2 separate regions of the Homo sapiens genome follow, and region 2 is linked to region 1. The links are chromatin loops, found by intact Hi-C in ENCODE. Cell type or tissue: chondrocyte. All regions are shown on one strand. Each heading gives the region's core, and the rest is flanking DNA. Links, peaks and the distances in the headings are about the cores only. Region 1 overlaps LOC105375536 (a long non-coding RNA gene). Region 2 overlaps BRAF (B-Raf proto-oncogene, serine/threonine kinase).

Region 1 (10,007 bases), core at 795-8,794:
TAGCCAAAAACTGGAAATAATACCAAAGTCTATTATCAACAGAATAGATTTTTTGTTCAGAGTATATCACTTGTGGTATATCCATGCAATGGACTATTGTGCAGTGATGAAAATGAACTGTGGGTATATAAAAAAATAGGGATAAACTTGACAAACAGTATTAAGCAAAAGCAATATTCAAAAGAATATATACTCCAGTTTATTTACATAATGTGAAAGACAGATTGGGCCAGGCACTGTGACTCATGCCTGTAATCCCAGCATTATGGGAGGCTAAGGAGGATTATTTGAGTCCAGGAGTTCAAGACCAGCCTAAACAAAATAGTGAGACTCCATCTCTACAAAATAATAAGAATAATATGATAGACAGATAGATAAATAGACAGGTAGAGGATAGATAGAGGACAGGCCAGTCCACAGTGTTAGAACAGTGTGAAATTTGAAGGGATGAAGGTGCACACAGGAGGCTTTGGGGGAGCTTCTATTGTTCTGTCAAGGTTTTATTTTTGTCTGAGGAGTTTTAGGCAGCAGAAAAACCTGTGCAAGAAGGAACAAGAGCCACATGAGGAGAAGGAGGAAGAACCATGACCCGCAGCAGGGGTGCAGGTGTGAGTCTAAAATTTTATATATTTTTTTTGTTTATTTTTATTTTATTTATTTTTTTGAGACACAGTCTCACTCTGTCGCCCAGGCTGGAGTGAGCGTCACCATCTCGGCTCACTGCCTCAGCCTCCCGAGTAGCTGGGATTACAGGTGCCTGCCACCATGCTTGGCTAATTTTTGTATTTTTAGTAGACTGGGTTTCGCCATGTTGGCCAGGGTGGTCTGAACTCCTGACCTCAAGTGATCCACCCACCTCTGCCTCCCAAAGTCCTGGGATTACAGGCATGAGCCACGGCACCCGGCCGAGTCTAAAATTTTAAGTACCATAAAATATCATAATATTTAACAATGTATATGTAGTAATAGAACAAATAAATGCAATAAGTGAACTTTATTTAAGATAAACTTTTTTCTCTCCCTCAGGTGATAGTTGGTAGTGGGAAAAGATAACCCTGGTTGACTTCTGTTTCTCCACTTTCTCATTCTTTTTGCTCCCTAATCAACTAGACATGGTTTCTGCCCCCTCCAAATTTAGGGTAAAAGAAAGGAAGGGAAAACCGGGTGTGGTGGCTGTCGCCCGTAATCCCAGCACTTTGGGAGGCCAAGGCAGGTGGATCACGGGGTCAGGAGTTCGAGACCAGCCTGGCTAAGATGGTGAAACCCCGTCTCTACTAAAAATACAAAAATTAGCTAGGTGCTGTGGTGGGCACCTGTAATCCAGCTACTCGGGAGGCTGAGGCAGGAGAACTACTTGAACCCGGGAGGTGGAGGTTGCAGTGAGCGCCACTGTACTCTAGCCTGGGCGACAGAGCAAGACTCCTTCGAAAGAAAGAAAGAAATAAAGAGAGAGAGAGAGAGAGAGGGAGGGAGGGAGGGAGGGAGAGAGAGAGAGAGAAAGAGAAAGGAGGGAAGGAGGGAAGGAAGGAAGGAAGGAAGGAAGGAAGGAAGGAAGGAAGGAAGGAAGGAAGGGAAAAGTGGTAAGAGACAGGAAAGATTCTATCTAGTTTGTAATTAGCATCTTAATTTATAATACTCTAGTTTGGGTTAGTAGCAACTTAATTTTAATAGCCTACAAAAACCTTATTTCTATAAACTGCATTCTCCCCCTACTCCTTTGTGCTGTTACTGTCATACAGTATATAGTGCACATGCATCAGTGCAGATTTATAATTATTGCTTTATGCAGCTGTGTTTAAATCAAATAGGATAAATAAAGAGTTATAAACAAAACATGCATTTACATTGTTCTTTATATTTACCTATCCATAGCCGGGCCCAGTGGCTCACGCCTGTAATCCCAACACTTTGGGAGGCCAAGGCAGGTGGATCACTTGAGGTCAGGAGTTCGAGACCAGCCTGGCCAACATGGCAAAACCCTGTCTCTACTAAAAATACAAAAATTAGCCAAGCCTGGTGGCACATGCCTGTAATCCCAGCTACTCGGGAGGCTGAGGCAGGAGCATTGCTTGAACCCGGGAGGCAGAGGCTGCAGTGAGCCAAGATTGCGCCCTGCACTCCAGCCTGGGCAAGAGAGTGAGACTCTGTCTAAAATAAATAAATAAATAAATAAATAACCTATGCAGTTACCTTTACCAGTACTCCTTATTTTTTCATGTGGATTCAAGTTCCTGTATAATGTTCTTTTAGTTCAGCCTGAAAGACTCCTTTTAGTGTTTCTTATAGGGCAGTTCTGCTACCAACAAATTTTCTCAGTTGTTGTTTATATAGAAATGCCTTATATCTTCTTTACCTCTAAAATATGTTTTTTTGACATATAGAACTCTTGGGTGGCAGTATCTTCTTTTAGTATTTTGAATATGTGATCGCAGGGTCTCTAGGTTTTCTGGTAAGAAATCAGATGATATTTTATTGAGGCTCCCTTGAATGTGACGAGTCACTTCTCTCTTGCTGCTTTCAAGATTCTCTCTTTGCCTTTGCCTTTTGAGTTTGATTGTGATGTGTCTAGGTCTGACAATCTTTTAGTTTATCCTACATGAATTTCATTTAGCTTCCTAAATGTGTAGATTGATGTTTCTCATCACATTTTGGGAAGTTTTTAGCCATTATGTCTTCAAATATTCCTTCTGCCCTTTCTCTGTCTCTTCTCTTTCTTGGCTTCCCTTTATGCATATGTTAGTGTATTATACTTCATGGGGTCCTAGAGGTCTTTGGGGGCTCTGTTCATTTTTCTTCATTCTTTTTCCTTTTTCTTTCTCTTCTTCACACTGGGTAATTGTAATTGAGCTATGTTTGTTTGTTTGTTTAGTCTCGCTCTGTCTCCCAGGCTGGAGTGCAGTAGTGCAATCATAGCTCACTGTAACCTCGAACTCCTGGGTTCAAGCAATCCTCCCGCCTTAGCCTCCTCAGTGGCTCAGTCTACAGATACACACCACCACCATGTTGACCAATTAAAAAAAAAATTTTTTTTGAGACAGGTACATACCACCAGCATACTAAGCAATTAAAAACAATTTTTTTTTTTTTGAGACAGGGTCTCACTGTCACCAAGGCTGGAATGCAGTAGTGTGATCATGGCTCACCGCAGCCTCGATCTCCCAGGCTCAGCAATCCTTTCACCTCATCCTCCCTAGTAGCTGGGACCACAGGCATGTGTCACCACACACTGCTAATTTTTGTATTTTTTGTAGAGATGGGGTTTTGCCAAGTTTCCCAGATTGGTCTCAAACGCCTGGACTCAAGTGATCCGCCCCCCTCAGCCTCCCAAAGTGCTGGGTTTACAGGGGTAAGCCATCATGCCTGGCCAATTTTTTTGTAGAGATGGTGTCTCATTATGTTGTCCAGGCTGGTCTTGGACTCCTGGCTCCAAGCAATCCTCCAGCCTCCCAAAGTGCTGGAATTACAGGCATTAGCCACCTCGCCGAGGCTTAACTGAGCTATCTTTAAAGATCACTGATTCTTCCTTCTGTCTGCACAACTGTACTGTTGAGCTCTTCAAGTGAAATTTTCATTTCAGTTAGTTTACTTTGCAACTCCAGCATTTCTAGTTGTTTCTCTTTTATTATTTCTATCACTTTATTGATATTCTATATTTGGTGAGACATTATTCTCATACTTTCTCTAAGGTCTTTAGTCAGGATTTTCTTTAGTTCTTTGAACATGTTTCATTTTATTTATTTATTTATTTAGATGGAGTCTCGCTCTGTGTCTCAGGCTGGAAGGTAGTGACATGATCTCGGCTCACTGTAGCCTCCGCCTCCCAGGTTCAAGTGATTCTCTGCCTCAGCCTCCCTAGTAGCTGGGATTACAGGCATGCACCACGATGCCCAGCTAATTTTTGTACTTTTAGTAAAGACGGACTTTCGTCATGTTGGCCAGGCTGGTCTCAAACTCCTGGCCTCAAGTGATCCAACTGCCTCAGCCTCCCAAAGTGCTGGGATTAAAGGCGTGAGCCACCACGCCTGGCTGAACATATTTTAAATTAGCTGCAAAGTGTTTGTCTAGTAAGTCCAACATATGGGCTTCCCCAGGAAGAGTTTCTATTAAATGTTCTTCTTCCTCTGTATGGGCTACACTTTCTTGTTTCTCTGAATGTCTCATAATTTTTTGGTTGTAAAACTGGACATTGAGATAATTGAATGTGTCAACTCTGGAAATGAAATATACCACCCCCTTCCCTGGGCTTGTTTTTATTGTTGTTAATATTGTTTATCTAGTGACTTTTCTGAACTACTTCTATAAAATCTGTATGCTTTGTCATGCGTGGCACTGAATTCACTTCTCAGTTAATTTAGTTTTTAGTGACTGAATGTAGATTTTTTTTTAATGCTTGGAACCATTAAGTCTCCCAGTATTTGCTGAGGGGCTCTGTTTAAGGGTTGGGGCATGCCTTCAACACTCAGTGAGGCCATTCACAACTCTTCCTTTGCCTTCAATTCATGTTTGCACAGAGCCCAAGGTTAGCCCAAGATGAAAGCCTACAGATTCTCAAGTAATTCCTGAACATGCACACATCCTAGGGCATGTGCATAGCCCTACACATATTCTGACCTCCTCCCATGAATCTTGAATGTTCTTAATGGTATCTAGAATGGTGAATCCTTCACAAAATGTTTTCAATTTACTTTGCCCAGATCCATCAGAGTAATCATTATCTATGGCAGCAATAGCCTTACAAAATGTATTTCTTAAATAATAAGACTTGGAAGTTAAATCACTCCTTGATCTGTGAGCTTCAGAATGGATATTGCATTAGCAGGCATAAAAACAACATTCATCTCCTTGTAAATCTCCATCAGAGCTCTTGTGTGACCAGGAGCAGTAATATTTTGAAAGAAATCTGTTTTTGAGCAGTAGGTCTCAACAGTGGGCTTAAAATATTTAGCCAACTATGCTGTAAAAGGATGTGCTGTCATCCAGGCTTTGTTAGAGTAGTCAGAGTAGAGTAGATTTTGGGTCATTCTTAAGGGCCCTAGGATTTCCGGAATGATAAATGATCATTGGCTTCCATTTAAAGTCACCAGCTGCATTGGCTTCTATCAAAAGAGTGAGCCTGTCCTTTGAAGCTTTGAAGCCAGGCATTGCCTTCTCCTCTCTAGCTATGAAAGTCCTGCATGGCATCTTCTTCCAATGGAAGGCTTTTAAAATCTACATTGAAAATCTGTTGACTGTAGCCACCTTCATCAATGATCTTAACCAGATCTTCTGGATTACCTGCTGCAGCTTCTCCCTCAGCACTTGCTGCTTCATCTTGAACTTCTATGTTATGGACATGGCTTTTTCCCTTAAATCTTATTGAGAGGTAACAGTGTGCTGTCAGTCCTCACAGCCCTCGCTCGCTCTCAGCGCCTCCTCTGCCTTGGGCTCCCATTCGGCGGCACTTGAGGAGCCCTTCAGTCCACCGCTGCGCTGTGGGAGCCCCTTTCTGGGCTGGCCAAGGCCCGAGCCGGCTCCCTCAGCTTGCAGGGAGGTGTGGAGGGAGAGGCGCGAGCAGGAACCAGGGCTGCACGCCGAGCTTGCAGGCCAGCTGGAGTTCCGGGTGGGTGTGGGCTTGGCGGGCCCTCACTCGGAGCAACTCGCCGGCCCTGGCAATGAGGGGCTTAGCACCCAGGCCAGCAGCTGCGGAGGGTGTACTGGGTCCCGCAGCAGTGCCAGCCCACCCGCATTGTGCTTGATTTCTCGCCGAGCCTTAGCTGCCTTCCGGCGGGGCAGGGCTCGGGATCTGCAGCCCGCCATGCCTGAGCCTCCCACCCCCTCTGTGGGCTCCTGTGCAGCGGGAGCCTCCCCGATGAGCGCCGCCCCCTGCTCCACGGCGCCCAGTCCCATCAATCACCCAAGGGCTGAGGAGTGCGGGCGCACTGCACAGGACTGGCAGGCAGCTCCACCTGCAGCCCCAGTGCAGGATCCACTAGGTAAAGCCAGCTGGGCTCCTGAGTCTGGTGGGGACGTGGAGAACCTTTATGTCTAGCTCAGGGATTGTAAATACACCAATCAGCACTCTGCATCTAGCTCAGGGTTTGTGAATGCACCAATCCACACTCTGTATCTAGCTACTCGGGTGGGGCCTTGGAGAACCTTTCTGTCTAGCTCAGGGATTGTAAATACACCAATCGGCACTCTGTATCTAGCTCAAGGTTTGTAAACACACCAATCAGCACCCTGTGTCTAGCTCAGGGTTTGTGAATGCACCAATCAACACTCTGTATCTAGCTACTCTGGTGGCGCCTTGGAGAACCTTTGTGTGGACACTCTGTATCTAGCTAATCTGACGGGGACTTGGAGAACCTTTGTGTCTAGCTCAGGGATTGTAAACGCACCAATCAGCGCCCCGTCAAAACAGACCACTCGGCTCTAGCAATCAGCAGGATGTGGGTGGGGCCAGATAAGAGAATAAAAGCAGGCTGCCCTAGCCAGCAGTGGCAACCTGCTCGGGTCCCCTTCCACGCTGTGGAAGCTTTGTTCTTTTGCTCTTTGCAATAAATCTTGCTACTGCTCACTCTTTGGGTCCACACTGCCTTTATGAGCTGTAACACTCACTGCGAAGGTCTGCAGCTTCACTCCTGAAGCCAGCGAGACCACGAGCCCACCGGGAGGAACAAACAACCCCAGACGCCCCGCCTTAAGAGCTGTAACACTCACCGCGAAGGTCTGCAGCTTCACTCCTGAGCCAGCGAGACCACGAACCCACCAGAAGGAAGAAACTCCAAACACATCTGAACATCAGAAGGAACAAACTCCGGACACGCCGCCTTTAAGAACTGTAACACTCACCGCGAGGGTCCGCGGCTTCATTCTTGAAGTCAGTGAGACCAAGAACCCACCAATTCCAGACACATAATGAACCTCTGCCAGCCTGCAACTTTTCTTCTTCAGCATTCACACCTCTCTCAGCCTTCATAGAACTAAAGGGAGTTAGGGCCTTGCCCCGGATTAGGCTTTGGCTTAAGAGAATGTTGTACCTGATTTGATCTTCTATCTAGACCACTAAATCTTTCTCTCTGTCAGCAATAAGGCTGTTTTGCTTTCTAATCATTCGTGTGTTCACTGCAGTAGCATTTTTAATTTCTTTCAAGAACTTTTCCTTCATATTCACATTTTGGCTAAGTGTTTGGCACAAGAGGCCTAGCTTTCTGCCTGTCTCAACTTTTAACATGCCTTCCTCACTAAGCTTAATCATTTCTAGCTTTTGATTTAAAGTGACATATGCATGACTCTTCCTTTTACTTGAACACTAAGAGGCCATTGTAGGGTTATTTTATGGTTGGGTTATTAATTGGCCTAATTTCAAAATGTTTATGTCTCAGGGAATAGGAAAGCCCAAGAAGAAGGAGAGAGATGGAGGAACAGCCAGCTGGTGGAGCAGTCAGAACACACACATTTATCAATTAAGTTCATCATCTTATATGGGCGCAGTTCATGGCATTCCAAAACAATTATAATAATGATGTCAAAGATCACTGATCACAGATCACCATAACATACATAATAATAACATAAACGTTTGAAATAGTGTGAGAATTGACAAAATGTGACACGGAGACACAAAGTGAGAACACGCTATTGGAAAACGGCGCCAACAGAGTTGCCTGATGCAGACTTGCCACAAACCTTCGATGTGAAAACAGCACTATCTGTGGAGCACACTAAAAAGAAGTGCAGTAAAATGAGGCATGCCTGATACAAAACAGATGAAGATAAAATGACAGAAAATAAATATTCTAGCCAAATATTAACCGGAAGTAACCTAAGTGTCATAGCAAACAAAATGGATATTAAAGCAAAAAACAAAAAAACATTGTTAAGGATGGAAGTTTCACTATGCTTTCTTGTCTTGGCACCCCTGACATTACATTCATTTAGTTTTCTACTGATTTATTCTTTCCTGTTTCCCAGTGCTTTTTATGAATACTCTTTGTTTCTGTGACTTCTAAATGTTAGCATGTTTTAGTCCTTAGAACTTGACTCCCTTTTCTTAACCATCTTTAGTCTCTCTCTCACTAGTTTCATCCAGATCCAAGACTTTATAAGAAGCTGGCAGACCCTTTTCCATAAGCATTATTTCATTTTACACGTCAACCAACAATATATGAGAATTCAAGTTACGGTTGTTCACATCCTTGCCAACATTTGGTGGTGCTGTTCTTTTCAAAACTAGCTATTTTGGTGGAAGTATAGTAGTATTTCATTGTGACTTTATATTACATTTTCTTCATGACTAGTGATGATGAAGATTTTTGTGTACTTATTAACTTTCTTGTAAATTCTCTGTTCAAATTCTTTGCCTGTTTAAAAAATTGAATCATTTGTCTTTCTATCATCAAGTTGTAGAAGCTCTTTATTTCCTGGGTACCAGTCCTATGTTAGAAAATGATTTTATAACTCTCTCTCTCTCTCTCTCTACACACACACACACACACACACACACACACATATTATTTTTTGTTTTCAAGACAGGGTCTCACTGTTGCTCAGGCTGTAGTGCAGTGGTACAATCTCTGCTCACTGCAACCTCCACTTCCCGGGTTCAAGCAAGTCTCCTGCCTCAGCCTCCTGAGTAGCTGGGATTACAGGCAAGCACCACCATGCCCAGCTAATTTTTTGCATTTTTAGCAGAGATGGAGTTTCGCTATGTTGGCTAGGCTGGTCTTGAACTCCTGGTCTCAAGTAATACGCCTGCCTTGGCCTCCCAAAGTGCTGGGATTACAGGCGTGAGCCACTGTGCCCAGCCCTATGACTATATTCTTCCAGTCTATGACCTGCTTATTTATTTTCTTAAAGGATTCTTTTGATGAGAAGTTTTAAACTTTTATTAAGTCTAATTCACCAATCTATTCTTTTATGGCAAGATAGTTCTGTGTTCTGCAAACCTTGCCTACAAGTCATGAAGATATTCTCCTATATTTTCTTTTATATGCTTTGTAGTTTTCACCTTTATATTGAGGTCTTTAATCAGTTTAGAATTAATTTTTGTGTATAGTGTGAGATAGGTCTTAAGGTTCGTTTTTTTCCATAGTGATATTCAGTCATTCTAGCATTTTATTGATTATTTATTTATTTATTCATTTTATTTATTCATTTATTTATTTTTTGAGATGGAGTTTTGCTTTTGTTGCCCAGGCTGGAGTGCAATGGTGTGATCTCAGCTCACTGCAACCTCCGCCTCCAGGGTTCAAGCGATTCTCCTGCCTCAGCCTCTCGAGTAGCTGGGATTACAGGCATGCGCCACCACGTCTGGCTAATTTTGTATTTTTAGTAGAGACGGGGTTTCTCCATGTTGGTCAGGCTGGTCTTGAACTCCTGACCTCAGATGATCTTCCCGCCTCGGCCTCCCAAGGTGTTGGGATTACCAGGCATGAGCCATCACGCCCGGCCTGATTTTTTATTTTTTATAAAGACAGGGTCTTGTGTTGTCCAGGCTGGTTTCAAATTCCCGGGCTAAAACGATCCTCCTACCTCAGACTCCCAAAGTGTTGAGATTACAGATATGAGCCACCTCACCCAGCCCATATTTGTTGCAAGATTTTCCTTTCTTCATTGTATTGCTTTGGCGTCTTTGTTGAAAATCAAATGATGATATGTGTGATTCTGTTTCTCAGATTTCTCCTCAGTTCTATTCACCTTTTTGTTGATCCTTATAGCAGTACCACATTGCCTTACTTTAAACTTATAGTAAATATTGAAGTCAAGTAATGTTAGTCCTCCAACTTTGTTTTTCTTTTACAAAATTCCTTTGGATATTCTAGGCCCTTTTATGCTTCCACACAAATTTCAGAATGAGCCTTTTAATTAAAGAAAAAAAAGCCTAGTGGGATATGATTGAGATTGCATTAAATCTGTAGATGTATTTGGAGGAAAATTGACATCTTAACAATATTGACTCAGCCAAACCACAAATATGGTATTATTTCTTTATTTAGGTTTTCTTTAATTTATCTCAGCAATGTATT
Region 2 (10,007 bases), core at 1,214-9,213, 62 kb after region 1:
TCTTGATCATATTTTTTCATACAAACTTTAATTAGTTTCTATTAATTTCTTTTAACATAGGAAGCTTAGAAATAGACACACTTTGCTTATAATAGATCTTTAATATTATGTCAGTTGGACTATGGCTTTGTTAGAAAAGGAGAGGAGAATCTACTGCTGAGTGCTGTCCAAAGAGCAGTTACCCAACTGAGCAGAGAGGGAGGATGACCTTGAGGGTCTCACAGGCATGGGTTTTTAGGCCCAGCCTGTGGAGCGTCTGAGGGACTTATAAAAGGAAAAGGGACCCAGGTGCAGTGGCTCATGGCTGTAATCTCAGCACTTTGGGAGGCCAAGGCGGTTGGATCACTTGAGGCCAGGAGTTCGAGACCAGCCTGGCCAACATGGTGAAACCCCGTCTCTACTAAAAATACCAAAATTAGCTGGCTGTGATGGTGCACGCCTGTAATCCCAGGTACTCGGGAGGTTGAGGCCCAAGAATCACTTGAATCCGGGAGGTGAAGGTTGTGGTGAGCTGAGATTGTGCCATTGCATTCTAGCCTGGGCAACAGAGCAAGACTCAGTCTTAAAAACAAACAAACAAGCAAACAGAAAACAACAGAAAGAGGAGATGAATAACAAAATGGCAGGTAATACTAAATAATATGGATGAATTTTATATTCTTACATATGGGTAGGTGGAGGGACACCTGCTCTTGTGGCAGATTAGTTGGGAAAGGATACACTTGCTGGAACAATGCCTACCATATTAAATAAATGAAGCTAGACTTCCCCATCTGTTATGCATAAAAATCAATTTCTTGTAGGTTAAAGATTCAATACAAAAGGGGAAACCCTGAAAGCTTTTAGAAAAATAAAGGGACATTATTTAAGGCAGAGAAGAATTTCTTAAGACTCAAAAAACTAGCCATAAAAAATGGACAAATTTGACTACATTGAAAATAGAAACTTTTTTCATTAAGCCCCATTAAGACACTCAAAAGGCAAGGCAAGGAATAGAAGATACTTATAACACACACTATTAGTTATCTATTGTTGTGTAATTACCGAAGACTTAGCAGTTTGAAATAACATTTCTCTCACAGTTCTGTGGGTCAGGAAACTGAGAGTGGCTTAATTGGATGTTTCTGGCTTAGGGCCTTGAGGCTGTAATCAGTCAATGGCTGCAGTCATTTGAAGGCTTGACTGCTTTGTGCTCCCTCATGTGGATGTAGCAGGCCTCAGAGCTGGCTTTCTAGAAGGGAGTAAGAGAAAACACCCAAGATGGAAACCACAGTATTTTAGTCTTGGAAGTGGCACCCCATCACTTCTGCCATATTCTTTTTGTTAGAAGCAAGGCAATAACTCCAGCTTACATTCAAGGGGAGTTTGTACAAGGCACCACCAGGAGGGTGAGGATCATTGGGAGCCAGTTTAGAGGCTACCTACTACAACATGTAAAGAATGAACTGGTATGAAAAATATACATAAAAAATTCCTATAGATTTCTAAGACAAAGACAGAACACCAAATTGGAAAAAGGGCAAAAAATCCTGAGCAGGCATTTGAATTAAAAAAAAATTTAAATGATTAATAAACATATGAAATGACCCTTAATCTAGTTAACAATTAGGGAAATAGAAATTAAAACCACAATGAGAGACCATTTCATATAGATTGGCAGAAATGAAAAAATCTGACAATATTAAATGTTGGTGAGGCTATGAAGCAGTCTGAACTGTCTTCCACTGATGGATGGGAATGTAAATTGGGGGGAAAAATCCTTTGGAAAATAATAGGATATCCTATAACCAGCAATACCACTCACTCTTAGGCGTTTGCCCTAGACTAATGGTTCTTGAGTATGCATCAAAGTCATCTGGAGGGCTTGTTAAACCCAGCTGTTGGGGCTACCCTTAGAGTTTCTGATTAAGTAGGAATTGGGTGGAGCCTGATAGTTTGCTTTGCATTTTTAACAAGTTCCTGCCGGGAGTGGGCTGAGGGGTGGGGGGGTGGGATGTTGGTGCTGCTTGTCCAGGAATCATACTTTGAGAGTCAGCCATTGCTTTAGACATAGAGAAATGTGTGAATATATGAAGTAGGAAGCATATATATAAGATTGCTCATAACAGTATTATTCATATTAACCCCAAGATAGAAAAAAAGTTCAAGTATCCTCAGTAGTGCAGTAGATATCATTGTGTGTTTACTTATGGAACAAAAAACTAGTTCAAATAGCTAAGGAAAAAAACCACACTACAAACAGCTCCTGCCTGCATCAATATGTATGAATCTCACAAATACATTAGTCATACCTTAGAACCAAGTCACAAAAGATTAAGTGCAACATGATTCTATTCGTAAACAGTTTAAAAACAAATGCAGTTAACTGTATTGTTTAGGAATACAAATATAGGTACTAGAATTATAAGTAGAGATACTAGAATTATAAGAAAAATCAAGGGAATAATGATGATAAAAGTGAGTGATAGTGACTACCTCAGGGAGGAGAGAAAGTGGATGTGATTAAGGACAAATGGGAGACTTTTAAGATAATTGGCAATGCTATTTCTTACCTTGGGTTGTGGGGTTTGCTTTACAGTTATGCTTTAATGGAACGATGTTTTGCAAACTTCTCTACATAGCTTTATAATAAAGGGAAAATTTATCTCATTTAATTTTCATCTCTGATTACTAGTGAGGTTGAGTATGTTTTCATATGTTAGCCTTTGGGTTTTTTCTTAAATTGTTTATAGACATGCCATTTGTAGATTATGCTATTTGTTTTTAGAACTTATTTTTAGGTATTCTGTTATGGATAGTCTTCTTTATCCATCATATGTCAAATATTTCCTTCTAGTCCTTTTTTATTTGTATTTTTATTTATTTTTATTTCTTTTTTAAGAGGCAGGCCTCCCACTCTATTGAGGCCTAGGCTATGGATAGTCTTCTTTATCCATCATGTCAAATATTTCCTTCTAGTCCTTTTTTATTTGTATTTTTATTTATTTATTTTTTTAAGAGGCAAGCCTCCCACTCTTTTGAGACCCAGGCTGGAGTGCAGTAGTGTGATCATAGCTCACTGCAGCCTCCTGGGCTCAAGCAGTCTTCTAGCCTCAGCCTAAGTAACTGGGACAAATGCACACCACTGTGCCCAACTAATTTGAAAAAGAAAAAATTTGTAGAGATGGAGTCTTGCTGTGTTGCCCAGGCTGGTCTCGACTCCTGGCTTCAAGTGATTCTCCCACCTTGGCCTCCCAAAGTGCTGGGATTACAGACGTGAGACACTGTTCCTGCCCTAGCCTTTCCTTATAAAGACATATGTTGTTGTTACTGTTTATGTGGTCAGATTTAGCAGTCTTTTCATTTATTTATTTATTTTGATTTTGATTTTGATTTTTTTAAGAAATCTTTCCTGGCTGGGCGCGGTGGCTCACACCTGTCATCCCAGCACTTTGGGAGGCCAAGGTGAGCAGATCATGAGGTCAAGAGATTGAGACCATCCTGGCATGGATGAAACATGGTGAAACCCCATCTCTACTAAAAATACAAAAATTAGCTGGACGTGGTGGTGTGTGCCTGTAGTCCCAGATACTCGATAGCCTGAGGCAGGAGAATTGCTTGAACCCGGGAGGCAGAGGTTGCATGAGCTGAGATTGTGCCACTGCACTCCAGCCTGGCGACAGAGCAAGACTCTGTCTCAAAAAAAAAAAAAAAAAAAAAGAAAAAAGAAATCTTTCCTATCCAGAGTTAAAAGCATATTCTCTATATTGTCTTCTGATAAATTGAAAATTTTAAAAATTTTGTTTAGGTATTTAAGCAGTCTAGTATTTGTTATATGAAGATGTCTTGGGGGATGTTATTTTCCCAACACCATTTGTACATATGTGCACAGTCTTTTTCTCACTTATTTGTAAAGCAACCTCTCATTTCTACCAGATTCCCATGGACCGATTTCTGGGCTACTTCTTAACCTGTTTGTCTATAACCTGTTTGTCCACATTACTACTTTATATCTTTGGTTTTGGTAATGCCAGTCTCTTCTCTTTGTTTATTTGCGGCAAACATATGCTCATTCACTCTTCCACGTGACCATTAGAAGAATTAGATTGTCAATGTCCTCTAAGTCTAGGTATTTGGTTAAAAAAAAAAAAAAAGAATTAGGTTGTCAAATTCTGTAAAAAGTACTATTGGGATTTTCATTGTGATTGCATTAAGTTTATATGTTAATGTAGGGACATATATATTAGAGATTTATTATGATACTGAGTTTTCCAATTCATGAACATGGTTTTTATCTTCATTTGTTTATAGGTCTCTTCCCCCCCCACCCCTTTTTTTTTTTTTTTTTTTGAGATGGAGTCTCGCTCTGTCACCCAGGCTGGAGCACAGTGGCACAATCTTGGCTTATTGCAGTCTCTGCCTCCCATGTTCAAGCAGTTCTCCTCTCAGCCTTCCGAGTAGCTGGGACTATAGGTGCACACCACCATGCCCGGCTTATTTTTGTATTTTCAGTAGAGACGGAGTTTCACCATATTGGTCAGGCTGGTCTCGAACTCCTGACCTCAGGTGATCCACCTGCCTCGGCCTCCCAAAGTGCTGGGATTACAGACGTGAGCCACCGCGCCTGGGCCATGTGTTTCTATTTTTAGTAGAGACAGGATTTCACCATGTTGGCCAGGCTGGTCTCAAACTCTTGACCTCAGGTGATCCACCCGCCTCAGCCTCCCAACGTGTTGGGATTACAGGTGTGAGCCACTACTCCCAGCTCTGTTTTTTTTTCCTTAAAAGGTTTATAGTTTTCTACATAATGTTTTCATCCTTTTGGATGTGGAGGATTGGTATTATTTGCGAGAATCTTTTTGTGCTGTTGTGAATGAGATGTTTAGAAAAAAATATATTTTTTTACTGGATATTCATATACAGAAGAATGAAACTAGACCCCCACCTCTCACCCTATACAAAAATCAACTCAAAATGGATCAAAGACCTACCTGTAAGACCCAAAACTACAAGGTGAAACCACAGTGTGGTATCATCTGGCCCCAGGTAGGATGGCTGCTATAAAACTGTAGAAGACTTGGGAAATGCAAATCAAAACCACAGTGAGGTATTGTCTCATCCCAGTTAGGGTGGCTGTTATAAAAAAGACAAAAAATTAAAAATGCTGGTGAAGATACAGAGGAAAGAGAACTCTTGGACGCTCTTGGTGGGAATGTAAACTAGTACAGACACTGTATCAGTATGGAGGTTCCTGTGATCTAGCAATCCCACTACTGGCCGTTTACCCAAAGGAAGGGAAGTCAGTACGTCGAAGAGACATTTGCATCCCCATGTTTACTGCAGCACACTATTCACAGTAGCCAAGATATGGAATCAGTTCAACAACAGAAGATTGGGTAAAGACAATGTGGTTGTATAGCATCCGATGGAATGCTATTCAGCCGTAAAAAGGAAAAATCCTGTCATTTGCAGCAACATGATTGGAACTGGAGGACATCACGTTAAGTGAAATAAGCCAGCAAAAGAAAGTTAAACCCTGCATGTTCTCACTCTTATGTGGAAGCTAAAAAGAGTTGATTTCATAGAAGTAAAAAGTATAACAGAGGATACTCGGGCTGGGAATAGTAGGGGTAGAGTGGAAGCTCTGGGGAGATTTATTCATGGATACAAAATTACAGCTAGATAGGAGGAATAAGTTCTAGTGTTCTGTAGTAGTATAGGGTGACTATAGTTAATAATATATAGTTTCATATAGCTAGGAGGAGGATATTGAATATTCCCAACACAAAGAAATGACGAATGTTTCTCCTGTCTTTAGTGAGAATGCTTCTGTTATGCTTGGTGACTTACAGACTTTTTATAGATACCCTATATGAAGTTTAAGAATGTTTCTTCCATTTCTAGTTTGCTGACAGTTGGGCATTTTTAAAAATCCTAAATGGTTGTTGAATTTTGTTAGATTTTTTTCGTACATTTATTGAGGTGATCATGTTTTTTTCCTACATTGATCTATTTAGGTAAGTAATTGTATTGGTAGACTTCCTAGTTTTGAGTAAGCAACTCTTGTGTCACTGGATACATTTTATTGTATATTCTTTTAATTGATTGTTGAATTAGGTTTGCCTAATTCAGGTTTTTATTTAGGGATTTTACGACTGTGTTTACAAGTGAGCTCAGTCTATACCTCTCTGAGCTGTTCCATGGTTTTGGTATCAAGAGCTGATTCGTTTTCTAGAGTTTTCTGTGATTTTGGCCAGTTTTTATATCAGACCAAAGAAAATGTTTCTCGAAAGTAAGTTCATTAGGCTTTAAGTAACCACTGGGCCCATTCTTTGACTTTCAACTTTTCTGAGTGAGTTTTAGATGTGGATGTTATATACAGCATTTGTTCAGGGCTTTGGTTTGTGAGCTGAGTTTCTTTTTTTATTTTTTTAATAGATGAGCTTATCTCATTTATATTTTGTTGATAAGGCAGTTCTTCCACATTATTAATTATATTTTTCTTTGGGGGCTTTGTCTCTTATGGGTATGTGTGTGTTTCCCATCTAATAGTTTTTGATGATTTTTTATAAATCTTATTCTCTTACTACCTTCATAGATTTAATATCTGTAAGCCTCCATTTCTTGATTTGTGAAAATAATCAGGACTATTTTAACTCCTTGCTAATAAAGGTAAGAAAATCAGTACACTTATACCTCCCTTTCCCCAGCTACCATTAAAAAAATTTTTTTCCATCTCTTCATATGAGATATAAACCTTGTCATTGAAAAAAATGCATTTATTTTTTACTTTATCCTTAAGTCTCAGAGTTACATGTTTGAATGGGATTAATATTCACCTTTAATTCTTTAAAACCATGACTTCTTGATTTCTAATTCTGTTTTATTTATCTTTTCATCAGCTTGATTTTCCTATCAAGTAGTTCTGTTTTTTCTGCCAAGAATGGCTTCCTTTTTTCTTCTTCAGCCATTTCTTTCTGTTTCCACCGTGGCCTTCATTTCTGAAGTGGTCTTTTTATTACCTTCCATTTCTTTCTTGAACCCTGCTAACTCACTTTTCATTTCCTATTTCTTTTTTTTGAGACAGGGTCTGGGTCTCTCACTCAGGCTGGAGTGCAGTGTTGTGATCTTGGCTCACTGCAACCTCTGCCTCCTGGGCTCAAGCCATCCTCCCATCTCGGCCTCTCAATTAGCTGGGACTACAGACATGTGCTACCACACCTGGCTAATTTTTTGCATTTTTTTGTAGAGGCAGGGTTTCATCATGTTGACCAGGCTGGTCTCAAATTCGCCTTGGCCTCCCAAAGTGCTGGGATTACAGGAGTGAGCCACTGCCTCCTGCCTCATCTCCCATTTCATCTGTTCTTCAATTTTGTTTTTTCAGTCATTTTTTTCCCCTAAAATGCATTTGATAGTGATAGATGGGGATATATCAGAGACTTCTTTTGTTTCCTTGACTAACTTCTGGTGTTTATCTGTCTTTGCCTATTATGTTTCTTCTCTCATCCCCCACTCCCTGTTTTATTGGTGGTGTGGCGGGTGGGGTTGTTAACGTTTCTCCTCATAGACCCTTTGCTGGATTGTTTCTTTTTATTACTCATCCTTGTTGTCTTTGAGTAGAGTACTTCTATTTGAGCCTGCTCTTTGCTTAAGAATGTTATGGGGGGCTGGGCACAGTGGCTCACACCTGTAATCACAGCACTTTGGGAGGCCGAGGTGGGCAGATCACGAGGTCAAGAGATCGAGACCATCCTGGCTAACATGGTGAAACCCCGTCTCCACTGAAAATACAAAAAATTAGCCAGGCATGGTGGCGGGCGCCTGTAGCCCTAGCTACTCAGGAGGCTGAGGCAGGAGAATGGTGTGAACCCTGGGGGCAGAGCTTGCAGTGAGCTGAGATCGCGCCACTGCACTCCAGCCTGGGTGACAGAGCAAGACTCTGTCTCAAAAAAAAAAAAAAAGAATGTTATGGGGAACAGCAGGGAGAATAAGCCTAAGCAGGCATAACTTTTTTCTCAGACATCTTGTCTCAGAAAGCTCGTTCACCAAATCTGTTGTGTTCTCTACCCTGGGAATACATCACTCCTCCATTTTTAATGTCTTTTTTCCCCTTCCTGCCATTTTGGGCCAAGCCAATCATTCAGTCAGGATGAAGACTCCATCCAGGCAGGAGATGGGTGAGGCTGATAGTGAAGTTGGACATCAAATAGATTCCTGTTCGATGATTTGATTTTTAATTTGTTCTGCTCAGCTGCCTTTAGCTTTTAACCTTTTATATCTTATGTTCAATAGTTATTCTCACAAAGGAACTGGTTCCCAACATAAATTTAAAATTAAAAGTGATCAGTTCTCTCCTCTAGCAAACTGTAACTGCTTTTATTTTATGTGACTTGATCTGATGTATTGTTTTGTTCCCTGGATCATTTAGGGGTGGGGAAGTAAAGACAGGGAGGTCTGTGTTTCACTTTAAAAACAAAATCTAAACCAGATAAAAACTCGTAAAATGTCATATTTCAGGTCCTCTGTGATCTTGCCCTTTCCTACCTCTCTACCCCTGCCCACGTCTATCAGCCATCCTTGCTGTGTACTAAATGCTCTAGCACAGTATTTCCTAAAGTTTATATTGTGGATACTGAATATTCAAAGTGTTCTCCCAAAGATAGGTTCCATAGTTTACAATTTTGGGAAACTTTAAATGTTCCTCCTTGTCTAACCTGTTGAGTTTCTAAGCTCAAATGAGGGGGGATACTGTGTTATCTAAATCTTATTTGATTTCTGTATTTTACATATTAAGGGATTCATCTAAAAAGTATCTGAATTGATTTGGCAAGCAGGTGATACCCTGTACTATATTATATAGCTCCCCTTTTGGGATTTCATAATTGGATATTAGCATAGTAATGGTTGAGAAGAACTGTAGTAAAGAAGCTTACCTTTGTTGATTTATTTTTTTTTTTTGACACAGATTCTCGCTCTCTCACCCAGGCTGGAGTGCAGTGGCACAATCTCGGCTCACTGCAACCTCCACCTCCTGGGCTCAAGCAATTCTGTTACCCTTCCAAGTAGTTGGGACTACAGGTGTGTGCCACCACACCTGGCTAATTGTTTTTAAATATTTTTAGTAGAGATGGGGTTTCACCATGTTGGCCAGGCTGGTCTTGAACTCCTGACCTCAAATGATCCACCTGCCTCGGCCTCCGAAAGTGCTGGGATTACAGCATTAGCCACTGCACCTGGCCTTACCTTTGTCTAAATTAGAATTGTATAAACTTCCTTGACTATGGAACATTGCTTGTGTGTAGTATATGCTAATATTCTTTGAAACATTTTAGGGAAATGCTGTTTAATACCAATCAAATCCTTGCATTTTTTCAGGGTTGTTTCCTGTTGTTTCTGGCCCTTTGTCCTAGAATGCTCTCTTCCTTCATTTTCTCCATACCACCCAATTTTTTTTTTCAATGGTTTCTGAGGTGATACTTACCCTGCTGGGAGGCATTTGGAAATATTTTGATTGTCATGCCTGGAGGATGCTATTTGGGATTTAATGCCCTCAAATCGAGGAACACAATGCACTAAAAGTCCTACACAGCAAAGAATTGCCCCACCCAAAATGCCACTTCTACAGTGGCCCTCCATATCTGCAAGTTCTGCATCCTAGGATTCACCCAACTGCAGATCAAAAGTATTAGGAAAACAGTAAAAAGTAATACAATAATACAAATACAAGATAATACAGTATAACAACTATTTATATAACATTTACATTATATTAGTCATTATAAGTAATCTAAAGATGATTTAAAGTATATGGAAAGTAAGTTATATGCAAATACCCTCCCTTTTTATATAAGAGACTTCCGCATCCAAGGATCATGGTGTTGTAGGGTAGAGTCCTGGAACCAATCCCTTGTGGATATGGAGGAATGACTGTATACTCCTTTGGAGAACACTGAACTCAGCAACTTTTACTCATCCTTTAGAATTTAGTTCTGGTTATCTTTTCCAAAAGCTTTCTCTAAGTACTTTTG

The links. Peaks named below come from ENCODE experiments on the same cell type or tissue, not always from the same donor. Only the 100,000 strongest peaks of a DNase experiment are listed, where the experiment ranks them.
Region 2: a loop joins it to region 1, with 4 times the contacts of the local background. A loop is called at or near these places in 2 of 110 quality-filtered maps.

Annotation. Positions count from the first base shown.
Region 1 is chr7:140,952,857-140,962,863 of GRCh38, reverse strand. All of the region lies in intron 3 of LOC105375536 (a long non-coding RNA gene), which reads right to left. Among named protein-coding and RNA genes, the nearest start is that of BRAF, 33 kb to the right of the region's middle. In chondrocyte, for the core only: no CTCF peak of the experiment used is centred there; a DNase peak (open chromatin) is centred at 5,647.
Region 2 is chr7:140,891,186-140,901,192 of GRCh38, reverse strand. The region is part of intron 1 of BRAF (B-Raf proto-oncogene, serine/threonine kinase); the gene reads left to right. Among named protein-coding and RNA genes, the nearest start is that of BRAF, 29 kb to the left of the region's middle. In chondrocyte, for the core only: no CTCF peak of the experiment used is centred there; no DNase peak of the experiment used is centred there.